Regions from separate parts of the Homo sapiens genome. Here all the other regions are linked to region 1. Evidence: read pairs that join two places in POLR2A ChIA-PET (ENCODE). Cell type or tissue: MCF 10A. All regions are shown on one strand.

Region 1 (4,000 bases):
CTCCGGATCCCACACCCGCATCTCCAGTTGTTTCAACTGGGCTTCTTTAGACAGCTGCGCATTTTACAGCCCATGCCCTATGCTGGTTCTTTGAATTTATTTGTCTTCTCTAAGCCTGAATTTGTATCACATGTACAACCTTACAAAAAAGAAGCATCTCCCTCCAAAGAAATTTACAAGAAATGAAAGAGAATAAAGTGGGAAGCAAAAAGTAGCATCATAAGAAGTCACCTTGAAGAAATAAATGGCAGTTGAAATGAAATGAGCAAAGGATATACTGGCTCTTGATGTACAGGATGCTCCCACCAAGTGTCAGGAGTTCCATTATACAGGATCACGTGTCTTTCTTTATGACTCCAATCCTATTACTTAACTTTGCAATAGGGAATATTAAAGTCATCGTAAAACTCTAAGTGCTACTTAGATTGAGTTTAAGATTTAAGAATTCATGGACAGGCAATACTTGGAATATTTAATTATACCCATGTCTCAGAATGTAAATATTTAGACCTTGTTATACAAATAATGTCAGAACCACATTGTAAGTTGAATACCATTCCTTCTTCTTTTCTACTCCATATCTGTTGGGAGACTCTACAGTAGACACTGGGAGACCAAAACTCCCACTACAACAACTAGAAAAAAACAAATGAGGTACAATAGTCATATTTTTAAAGGTATCAGAGATCTGTAGAAGTCACAAAGGTTAGATAAATTAAAATTTCAGTAAGCAGAGAATCTCTTGAATGTGAGCTATATGCATCTGCCAGAAAAACAGAACCCATAAGAGATAGATGCATTAAGAGATTTGTTACAGGAATTATCTTACACAATTGTGTGATGGGCTAATCAAGTCTGAAATTCATAGGGCAAGTGGTCAGGAAAGGAACTCACAAGAACTCCAAATAGAACTCCATGGGTCGAAGCTAAAGCTGTTGTATATGGGAGAATTATTTGTTCTCTTGGGAAAGCCTCAGTTCTGCTTCTAAGGCTTTCGGCTGGTTATGTCAGGCCCACCTGGATTATCCAGAATTATCTTCCTTATTCAAAGTCAACTGATTAGGTACTTTAATTACATCTGCAAAATCTTATCACAACACCTAGTAGTGTTGACTGAAAGACTGGAGACTGCAGCCTGCTCAAGTTGATACATTAAAAAAAAAACCAACATAGTCTGTCCCTTGTTAACTTTGCACTCTGCTAATAGTGCATGTGAATCATTATTCGACCCATGCTGCAATCACTTCTTACTCCACAGGACTGAAGCACAAGAAGATTCTCCCAAATCCCCTCAAAGGGTGGGTGACTTTAAGTAATTGGCAATACTTGGAGCCTGTCCAGAATCTGCTATTCTCTTAGCTCAAGAAGCACAGTCTTGATTGTCCCCATAGTAGAGGCCATAAAAGTTTTAAGTGTTTATGATTTATAATATTATAGGTATTTGTGATATAGTTCTGTGCCTATCTCTTCATTTTGAGGATTTCCCTTAAGATATAGGAAGGCCAATTTATCTACCTCACTTAATTTCATATAAATATATTGGGGAAATATCCTTTCAAATGGATAAAGAGGTTTCTTTTTCTCTTCAAAGATGACACAGAATATTTTTCCTAGAGAAAATTTACCTGGTGTTCTCCACCAACCATTACATGTTTTTGGACCATCCCCTGTTTTCTGCTGAAACTGCTCCAGTACTAAGTTTATATTAAAAAATATCTGTATAACCCAAAGCCAAATCTCTCAGAAAATGTCTTTCAAGGTTGTCAAATGAAGTAGAATCTGAGGGGGAAAAGGGCTTCCATCATTTATTTCCTTTGGGTATACATTTATTGAATATTCTGATGTCCATTTTGTCAATGTAGAGGCAGTCCACAAGATCATTTCCAGCTGAATAACTCAGGCTGCCTGGTATTGATCCACACTTCCTCCTGAGATCTGCACACCTGGCAGTGAGCCATGCAGACCGCTAAGTCAGAGGCACTGTCTCAGCCATTGGCAAAGGGAATGACTCAGCTGTGCATCAACCATGAGCTGGGTTTAATGAACATTGAAGCAGAAAATTTACCATCTGGCTGGCCACATGCATGCAGTGTCAAGCAAAACTCCATCAGCAGCACTCATTGCAGCTGAACTATAGCAAACCTGGTTGCACGCAGAGCCGGCACCGCATCATCTACACCAAACCCTGTGCTTAGCCCTGCAGTCTGTACAGCTCCACTTAACAATGACTCCACGGAGCAGCCCAGTTTGCAGTAGCAGGAGCCTCCATCAGCACCAGTAAAGGCCAGTCTCAATCTCACAGGCCTTCAGAACCCCCTCACACAGAGGATATACCCCCATGTTGAAAGACTGAACAGGTGTGCATCCAATTTCCTCATCTATCTGCCCTCACAATGAACCCCAGGTTTTGATATGCTCCAAAAGTGCATGCTCAAGAAGGGGATCACCTAAAATGGTAGGCACTTGATTTACTAAATCCAGATGACGAAGACATCTGTCTTCCTTACCCCTTGGAAGCCAACTTTTTAAAGGCACAGGACCTACTCTCCATTGGTGTTCTGATGCTAAAACTAGCCAGATCTGGCATTAAGTTTGGAGGCCGCCTTCACCCTCACTCACACAACAGACTCTGAGCCATCTGCTTCCAGAGAAAGATAGCTTTTCAAGTGACCGGGGGTACCCTAAAATAGTCAAGATCCCTTCACTGGAGCCGTCTAGCAGCTGGAGGCCTGAAGATCAGGCTAGATTGGAGTATTTGTAAACAGTCAGACTTACCTGGTCTACCTTGTTTCTAAAATCAGCAGCCGAGAAGGAGCAGAGGAAGGATGGAGCATGCAAAGTGGCACAGCTGGATAGTGATGGTCTATCCAGGGTGAGCAGACCCTGCCACTCGAAATACCCAAGGGCAACTGCAATGCCCACCACAGCTAGGGGGATCCATAGGAAACGAGCAGCTTGCGTGGAGAGCTACCACTGGCGCCTGGTCAAAGACCCCATCCCCACTTGTCTAAAGTCTCAGTCCACTGCATTTATCCCTCATGCCAAGTCTCCAACTTCCCCTCAAAGTTCCAAAGCTATTACCAGATCAACTTGTTGCTGGAGGGCTCAAGAGGCTCTGTGGATGCCAGTGTGATCCCAGGAGAGTCTCTGCATGCCAGTGAGACCCCAGCCCAGCTAGTTTCCAGATTCTTGACACAATCACAAGAAACAATTCAGAGATGAGTCAGAAGGAGGTGAAAGGCAGGAAGCTTTTATTGTAAAGCGAAAGTACACACTGAAGAGAGAAGTCCAGGCATGCTTGTGAGAACAAGTCATGCATACAAAGCTTGACTTTCTAATTTTATGAGTGTTTCTTTAACTGAAATGTGGAATAATCATTAGATGTTCTGGAAAAGGAGATGATTTCAGGGATGTGCCTGCACTCCTACCGCCCCTTTCTCCCCTATTTGGGTTTGCCTGGAAGAGTCATGGACATGTCACACGACCAGGATTTTGGCCATTTTCTCTCCTTATTTTGGATTTTCTGTTATCCTGTGGTTTCTTTGCCTAGTTTCTGTTTTAGCTGTTGTTTGAGGTTTTCCATTTTCCTGTAACTACCCAGTGCCATTTCTATCTCATGTGGACACAAATGGGGACATTCTCTTCCCTGAGAGGTCATTATCTCCATAAATTGCTCTTCTGCCCTAACAGCTCCACCCTTTCATGCCCTAGCATATGCCCAGAAGTATGTTCTAAGGCCACACCTAAAACATAGGCATCTATTGATTCTGCTCAGTGATTGGGAGGATGGGGTGTCTCTAACCATTATTTCATTTGTTCCACAATCCCGATCTAAACCACATTGTCATTCTGGTCATTCTGGCCAATGCTGCCAACTGCACCAAAGTAACAAAGAAATAAAGGTTCAGCCAGGTTCTCAGATTATCAAGAGTAACACATCAGACCCAGTTAACGTTATTTTCATCAGGGATAAATGATGCTATGAATCCATTTCGCCCCC
Region 2 (4,000 bases), 130 kb after region 1:
TTTTAGACATTCTTTCATTGATTGATTTACAGAAAGCAGAGAACAAAGTTGAAGTCATTCTAAAAACTAAGCTGCTTTGCTTCCCTGTTTCTATGTTGATGTTTCACTCCTAAATTTGTAAAAGTAAAGCCTTCCATGCCCAGAGGCAGCATCTTTAATGCCTAAGAGAACACAGATGTACATACATGGTGATATGGGTTGGCTGTGTCCTCACCCAAATCTCATCTTGAATTATAATTCCCATAATCCCCATAGGTCATGGGAGGCACCCAGGATAAGGTGGTTGAATCATGGAAGCAATTGCCCCCATGCTGCTGTTCTCATGATGGTGAGTAAGTTCTCACAAAATCTTATGGTTTTATAAGGGGTTTCCCCTTTGGCTCAGCTCCTGCTAGGAACAGTCCCCCCAAATCTGGCCATAAACAGGCCATGAGAAACTAGCCATAAACAAAATCTCTGCAGCACGGTGACATGCTCATGATGGCTATGACGCCCACACTGGAGGTTGTTGGTTTACCAGAATGAGGCCAAGGAACACCTGGCCCACCCAGGGCAGAAAACCGCTCAAGGCGTTCCTAAACCACAAACAATAGCATGAGCGATCTGTGCCTTAAGGACATCTTCCTGCTATGGATAACAAGCCAGAGTCTGTCCCTTTGTTTCCCGTAAGGAATGCTTTTAGCTAATCTATAATCCATAGAAATAATGCTTATCACTGGCTTGCTGTCAATAAATATGTGGGTCAAACTCTGTTCGTGGCTCTCAGCTCTGAAGGCTGTGGGCCCACGATTCCGACTCTGCACTCTATTTCTGTGTCTTTGTCTTAATTCCTCTAGTGCCGCTGGGTTAGGGTCTCTATGACCGAGCTGGTCTCGGCACTCATTCTTCTCCTTTCTGCCACCATGTGAAGGACATGTTTGCTTCCCCTTCTACCATAGTCATAACTTTCCTGAGGCCTCCCCAGCCCGGCAGAACTGTGAGTGAATTAAACCTCTTTTCTTTATAAATTACCCAGTCATGTGTAGTTCTTTATAAGCAGCATGAGAACAGACTAATACACATGGCAACCCAGAGGAGAAACATGAAACACTTGGAATTTGTTTGCTGCCAAATCAATGAAGAGCACTGCATTTTCCTTGAGAAATCCTCCGTGGTTCAGTTGTTGCCTGATTACCCTGCTTTTGGTGTGGGCTCTCTCTTTTCCAATTTGGTAATTCCCCACAACCAAAATATCAGGTTATTACATCAAAACCTACCCATATTTAGTAGTGTATCATGTCAAAGTAGATAGGAAGTACTGGCATGTTGGCACCTTTCCAAGGCTTTGGTAGTCAGCTAGACACAGTATGCAAAGAGGACAAGTGAGTCCTGGGTGCACTTGTGACCTGTCCTTGTGACTTGGAAAAAATGGCATCATGTTCTGTCCGATGTGTTTCCGCTAGGGTTCTTTGTGACCCCTGCCAGGTGCTCAGACCATGGTAATACTAAAGAATGTTCATATTCTATGTGTTCTTTGTAAAGATCATTTGGTGGCAAGTTAAGCGAAACCAATTTGAGGCACCTTGAGCAATAAAGGTTTTATTATGAGAAAAGTGGGAAATTCCATGGAACCACAAAGGATGGATTTTGCTGAGCCTCAGGAAGGGGCAAGAATCAGAAATAGCAAAATTTTCCAGAGGTTTGTTTTTTTTTAACCAATGTTTGTCTGTCTTTTGCTTCCAGCCCCCAGGGTAGGATACAGCCACTCTTTAAAGAAACTGATATGATGGATGTCAGTCTGAATTCCAAATTTCTGAGAAAGAATCTCAGTGGACCAGTCTTGGTCAGGTGTCCACCCTGGGCCCATTAACTGTGTTCAGGGAAATCAGGTCAGGAGAAACAGAAACAGCCATGAAAAGCCTGGCCTGTGGGTCAGCCAGCCAAGTAAAAGGATGAGCTAGCTGATTAATGAGTTTCTTGCAATGTGTAGGTGTACAAGCATGGAGAAGATGACCACTGGTGGCCTGGTCTCCTGCAATGCTTACATTGTCTGGTTCTATAATTATACTAGACATTTCCATATGAATATGTTGCATCATCTGAAATCCAACATGTCTAGACCAAATCCAACATGTCTAAACCAAATGGCATCTTTATACAATCTGCTGCCTTTCCCACTAATGAGACCAACATCTCTGAGTCACACCTACTTAAGTTCTTGTTAAGTTTCTTGTTCAGCGGTTCAAATTCTTCATGCTGCTACTGATGCCATACTGCTCTAGGCACATCTCACTATATAAGATCTGGATTAAAACCCTTAGGATAAATCGCTTTTTGCCGCCTACTTCTAGTTTAAGTAGACAAGCATCAGGAGGTGTTTTGCAGCCCTCATTGACTTTGGTCTCGTTAAAGGATTCCTTGTGATTTGGGGGTATCAAAAGTAAAAATGCTTGAGGATCACTTGAGGCCAGGAGTTTGAGACCAGCTTTGGTAACATAGCAAGACCCCCATCTCTATTTTCTTCCTGAAAGAATCTGTAGTATCAGTCTATAGTGTCATAAGATGCCAAAAATATATAAGAGTCACAGTAGCTGAGGAAGTATCTGAATGGGGAGGGGAAGGAGAAGAATACTGTAATGTGAAAAAGAGACCTAATACATACAAACTTCAGGAAAATCATCTCTTAACCTGAGCATAAGCACTCACAAGTACCTCCTCCCAGGATGCATCTGAGCAGCCTAAGCTTAATCATGCTTTCTAAGTTGCATGAGCACAACTAGGAATCTGCCTTCTCTCCCATGCTTTGAAATGTCAAGGAGGCCATGTTGACAAAATAGAAGCTGTGGCTGGAACAACCTGTCACTTCTCCAACTAATGCTAATGAATAGTTTTTTTATCTACCATTTCTTCACCTTCTGTCACTTAACATTTTCTTAGTTGGGGTCAAGTCTGGTTTCTTAACATAGAAAAACTCCAAGTAAAAGAGGCCCAAACAAGGTAAACATTTATTTTTTCCCCCATAAAAAATAATCCTGATTAGGCATCCAGAACCGCTGTGGCAGCCCTGTGAAGTGATCAGGAGCTGTGTCCTCCCTTCCTTTCTAAGCTGCCATCCTCACACATTTTGCTATCTTTGGGGCACTTTGTGGTCCAGGAGAGCAGGCAGATCTCCAGCTATCATATAGCCCCTTCCAAGCCAGGAGGAAGGCAATGAAAACAGACAGCATCCTTTTCTGGCAGTCCATACATATTTCTTACATCTCACTGGACAGAATTCAGCCACGTGCCACATGCAATTGCAAGGAGTGTGAAAAACATGATGTTTTAGAGCTGGCTGGAACTGTGCCCAGCAGAAAATTAGGTTTCCGTTCCTATGAAGGAAGGGGATGATGGATGGAGGGGTACACAATTAGCTATCACCACCATACCAGCCTTTCCCAGACATTTTCTCTTCTCATCTGGACTTACACCATAGACTGATAACTGTGCCCGCTCGGCTGCCATTCTAATCTATCATGCACACAAGTTAATCACCCTAAACCACTCTTCCACTTCTAGAGGACAAGATAAGATCAGGCAATTCAGACCCACACTTCCTCATCTCCTAAATTCACTTCTTTCCCGAGAAGTAATCTCCAAAAACTACCCTCTGCAAAACCTTCCAAAGGCTCATTTCTCCAAGGACTTTAACCTTCTAGCCACAAGATGCACCTCCAGGTTTTTCACCTCCCATCAACCCAGGGCTCCAGCTTTGTCCTTCACTGAACATCCTCTGGATGCAATGAGGCCTTTCCTACCTCCGAAATCTTTTGTTCTTTACTGTCCACCTGCAATTCTCCGTTTCTCCCTTTCTCTCTCTCTCTTTCTGTCCACCCCTCTTAACCTGTCCTCTCTCATGCACATATTCTCCTTTTTCATTGTTTGTATCCTACGGAAACCAAATAAAGTCCCATCTTCTCAGTAATGCACAGCCTAGAATTCATTTCCACAGATCGACGTGATTTAGCTGAATTGTAGTCTT
Region 3 (4,000 bases), 610 kb before region 1:
TCTATTATCTTCATTAATAATTAATCCAACTGTAATGATCTTAATAGTAAATATATGTATTTAATTAATTTCTTAATATAATATGCATGTATTCTAAAACTCTGGTTATTTCCAGAGACTTTCTTTCTTTCTTTAACACTCAGGCAGCTATCACAATTGCATTCTATTCTATAATTTACTGCAAAACAAAAGTTTCCAAACTGTTCATCAGAAAGTAGAGAAAATGAATCACTCATTTTAAAAGTTTATTCAGTCCTCTTGATTATAAACTTTACTCAAATGAGTCTGTTTTGTTCTGTCCTATTTTTCCACAGAACTGTGAGTACCTCGCTATTTATAGTCCTATTCCCAATTTATTCACCTGCTGTTTGAGCACTTTAAAATTATTCAAATACTAGATTACATTTAGATATAATGCTAAAGATGATTTATGGCAGTTAACACTCAATTATAAACATCTCATCCTCTCAGGCAGACTTTAAAGGCTTAAACACTTTCTCATCTTATTTTAATTGATCCCTAACCCTTCTAAAAGGCAGTTGTTAAGATACTGTTAAAATTTTCTATGTGTATTTATGTGTCTATAAATGTATATATCTCATCCTATATTTTATATTTCTTGTTTTTTCACCTAATAAAATATCTCAGAGATTGAGATCTTGCACTGTCACTAAAAATACCTCTTTCACCATAGGACCAAAGCGAAGGACCAAAATAGGAGATGAGTTAAATATATATAATTGCTATAACCATTTAAAATAATCTTTCCACAATAATTTGTATTCTTTAGTATAAAACAATATTTCAGATGAGCATGATAAATGACTGTTGACATCTATGTAAAAATCTGAAAGTAAGAGGTGTTAGGAGACAAATTGACAGATGCCCAGAATTTTAAAATTAAGGTTTCTTCAAACTGAAAATTAGTATAGCAATCAACAAGAAATATAGGGCACTATTAGAAGAATATTTTGTGCATCTAGCTAAGTGGAGATTACTAGGATCCAGAATGTATTCCAGAACATATTCAATTGTCAGATATTTGATTTTGAATTCATGGTTCTGTATTTAATACATTAAATGCTGAGCCTGGCTAAGCATTTGTTAAATTTCTCATTGGAAAAAAAACCCAAAATGTGGTCTTTTTGACAAAACATTTAACTTAACAGAAAGATTGTGTTCTTATGAATTTCTTTAGAATATTAAAGGATAGATTAATATCAACATGAGGGTATCAAATAAAGAACTTTGTTTTTGACCTTGTTCATTTCAATGACTTAATTAAGAACTGGTTAGACAAGAAGGGCAGGAAACATAGTGACAAGAGGAACCAAAAAAAACAATGAGATCAAGAAGAAATGTACATGAAGGCGATCACATCAGACCGTGATTCACATAATGTCCTTTAATCTTATAAATTTTAGCCTGTTTTGAATAAATTATTTTGTGGCCCTCTCCTTACTTCTGCTAACAGTTTATCTTGTCAATTAAATGTTATTTCAAATAAGACTTTCCACATTAAAACAGCTCATGTTGGCTTGAAATTGTGAAGTAATGTATTATATTTTTCTGTTATTCTTGTGAAATGATTTCCCCAAATTTTGCACACACTATTATATTTCCTTTGAAGTACAGAAATACAGGAATGGTAAAAGTGAAAACTTCTCACTCGCAATTAGCAACTGATAATGCACCATATGATAGCTCAAAACCAATATCCACTGAAAATGGAAATCATCAAAGACCCAGCAATTGCACATTACCTTTCTAGATTTATATCCTATGCAGACTCTTGAAAAGTGCTACAAGTTATATGGATGTGCTCTGACTAACTAAAACACATGAGAACTGTTCTCATAATAGAAAAATATAACCAAACGGACAGAATATTGTATATTCATATAATCAAGTATTCCATAGCAATGGAAATGTAATAACTAAAATTGTATTTTAAAATATAGTTAAATCTGAGAATGGTGATAATGCATGAAAGTATCGGAATGCTTTACATAGATATGTAAGTTTTATATAAAGTTAAAATAAAGCAAAAGTAAACACTATTGTTTTGCTCATACACATGTAAGAGATAACACGTGGTAGTGAATACTATGGTGTATCAGCCAAAGCCCTCCTTTCTCCAGATGCAGGGATTGTTGCCCGTTGTTGGCTCACAGATTAGTCACTGCCCAGGGTTTTCCCTTAGCTGAAGGAGACTGTCTTACCCATGGTTGCGATCCTTCTTTCCAGTGAAGCCTGCATGCAAGGACTGGTTAATACAGAGGTGAAATGGTCTAGTCCCCTTGGGATCTCAACTAACCATTAGTGACAAAACTAACTTAAAATGTCATAATAATAAAATATAGAGGTTCATTTAACTTGTTTGAGATACTGTCTGATGGTTTTCAAATACTTCTTTTTTCAGGCTATAAGATGATTCACAGGATCTGGTTGCAAAGTATATGAACATTGACAAAATGGAACGTGGAATCCAAAACTGAGTGAATGAAGTGACAGTGTATTCATACAGTTCTAAACTTCTCTCATTATTGAGAGATAAATTAGAGAGGAACCAACACTTTCTTAAAATGCTTTCCTATTTAGACATCTGGAGGCTCTACTCTGTAAGCCAAGAATGAAAGTAAGAGATATCCCCATGAAGTTTGCCTCCTAATTTCAATGAGGATGATGGGTTTTGGAAGTAGCAGATATAAGTTGCAGCTCTTAACTGCGAGAGTCAAAGTTTATGTGTTTTCTATCATGGGGTGCAAAGTTGTCCAGAAATCATAATGGTGTGATCCTCAGAGACTTTTGGTGGCTGATGATTAATCATTATTTTCTGAGCACTCCAGGTTTGGGCAACATCCTAAAGTTTTACTTAACCCGTATAAATAAAAATGATTCCAATCTCTTTAATTAAGACTGCATTTGAGATTTATACATTTTCATTCCATTTCCCTATCAGAGCCAGTTTACAGATTTAGAGTGCATTAATGAAAGTAGGGTTTCATACTTATAAGGCAGAAATGTGAAACATTCTATAAGTAAATAAACAATACTCCCCCTAGCCGTCCTTTAAAAGACCAGTGAAAAGATATCACTATAACTCTCAATTTTGGAGATTTACTGGGTACTGACATGGAGGTGTTGTAAATCCCTGAGGATAGAAAGCTTCGCTGTCGTCCACTAATCAGAAATGGCAAAAGAAATTTTGTTCTAGGACTTTTTTACAGTGGGAATAGTGGATTGAAAGTCTCAAGCTTCATTTATTTCCACACAGGTCACTAATTTATAGTTTAGAAGTTTGAATAGAAATACTAAAAAAGGTCTACAGCCATACCACCCTGAACGAGCCCGATCTCATCTGATCTCAGAAATACTAAAAAAGACAAAGAAAAAGAAAAAAAAAGAACAATCTTTCCAATAGCTTCCTGACTAGTGGACGAGGGACTATTAATTTGGGAAAAAACGAGTTGGAAGGCCCTGTTCTATCATTCTCTATCACTCCTTCTCACCAACATGATAGGAGTTCCAATCACATTCCACTTAGCTCTTTTATTCATTTACTTAGTATATGCAGTAACATGGATTTTGGAGAAAAATAGCAGGTTATCATAAACTTATTCAGGTAGTAACTCTAATTGCAGCTTCTGCTTCAAATGAAATCTCTTTAGTGAAGTAAATAAATATAGCCCTCAACATCAGGTATACAGATATTGATTTGATTTTTTTTCTTTCTTTTTGCTGTAGTTATTAGCCAAGATCATCATACGCTGCTTGATTTTTACGTGTTAGGGACAGCAGTACTTCTTCTCCTTATCCCCTCAAGGCTATGCCAAAGCTTCAGTTGCTTGTCATGATCTACTCTGTAAGAATGATTACTATTTTGATATCCTACAGAACATTATGTTCAGCCACCACTTTGATGACATGCCAACGCAGTCTGGTCAAAGGGAGTTAGCAAGTGTGCACAATGCCTTCAAAGGCAACTTGCTTACCAGCT

What was found. ChIA-PET counts read pairs that join two places held together with the same protein. Peaks named below come from ENCODE experiments on the same cell type or tissue, not always from the same donor. Only the 100,000 strongest peaks of a DNase experiment are listed, where the experiment ranks them.
Region 2: POLR2A ChIA-PET joins it to region 1 with 7 read pairs; 1 of 35 experiments calls an interaction of 5 or more read pairs at or near these places.
Region 3: POLR2A ChIA-PET joins it to region 1 with 5 read pairs; 1 of 35 experiments calls an interaction of 5 or more read pairs at or near these places.

The regions. Positions count from the first base shown.
Region 1 is chr1:238,061,662-238,065,661 of GRCh38, reverse strand. No RefSeq gene overlaps it. Among named protein-coding and RNA genes, the nearest start is that of ZP4, 170 kb to the right of the region's middle. In MCF 10A, no CTCF peak of the experiment used is centred here; DNase peaks (open chromatin) are centred at 1,981 and 3,261.
Region 2 is chr1:237,931,150-237,935,149 of GRCh38, reverse strand. No RefSeq gene overlaps it. Among named protein-coding and RNA genes, the nearest start is that of ZP4, 42 kb to the right of the region's middle. In MCF 10A, no CTCF peak of the experiment used is centred here; a DNase peak (open chromatin) is centred at 2,109.
Region 3 is chr1:238,675,961-238,679,960 of GRCh38, reverse strand. No RefSeq gene overlaps it. Among named protein-coding and RNA genes, the nearest start is that of LINC01139, 190 kb to the right of the region's middle. In MCF 10A, no CTCF peak of the experiment used is centred here; a DNase peak (open chromatin) is centred at 2,190.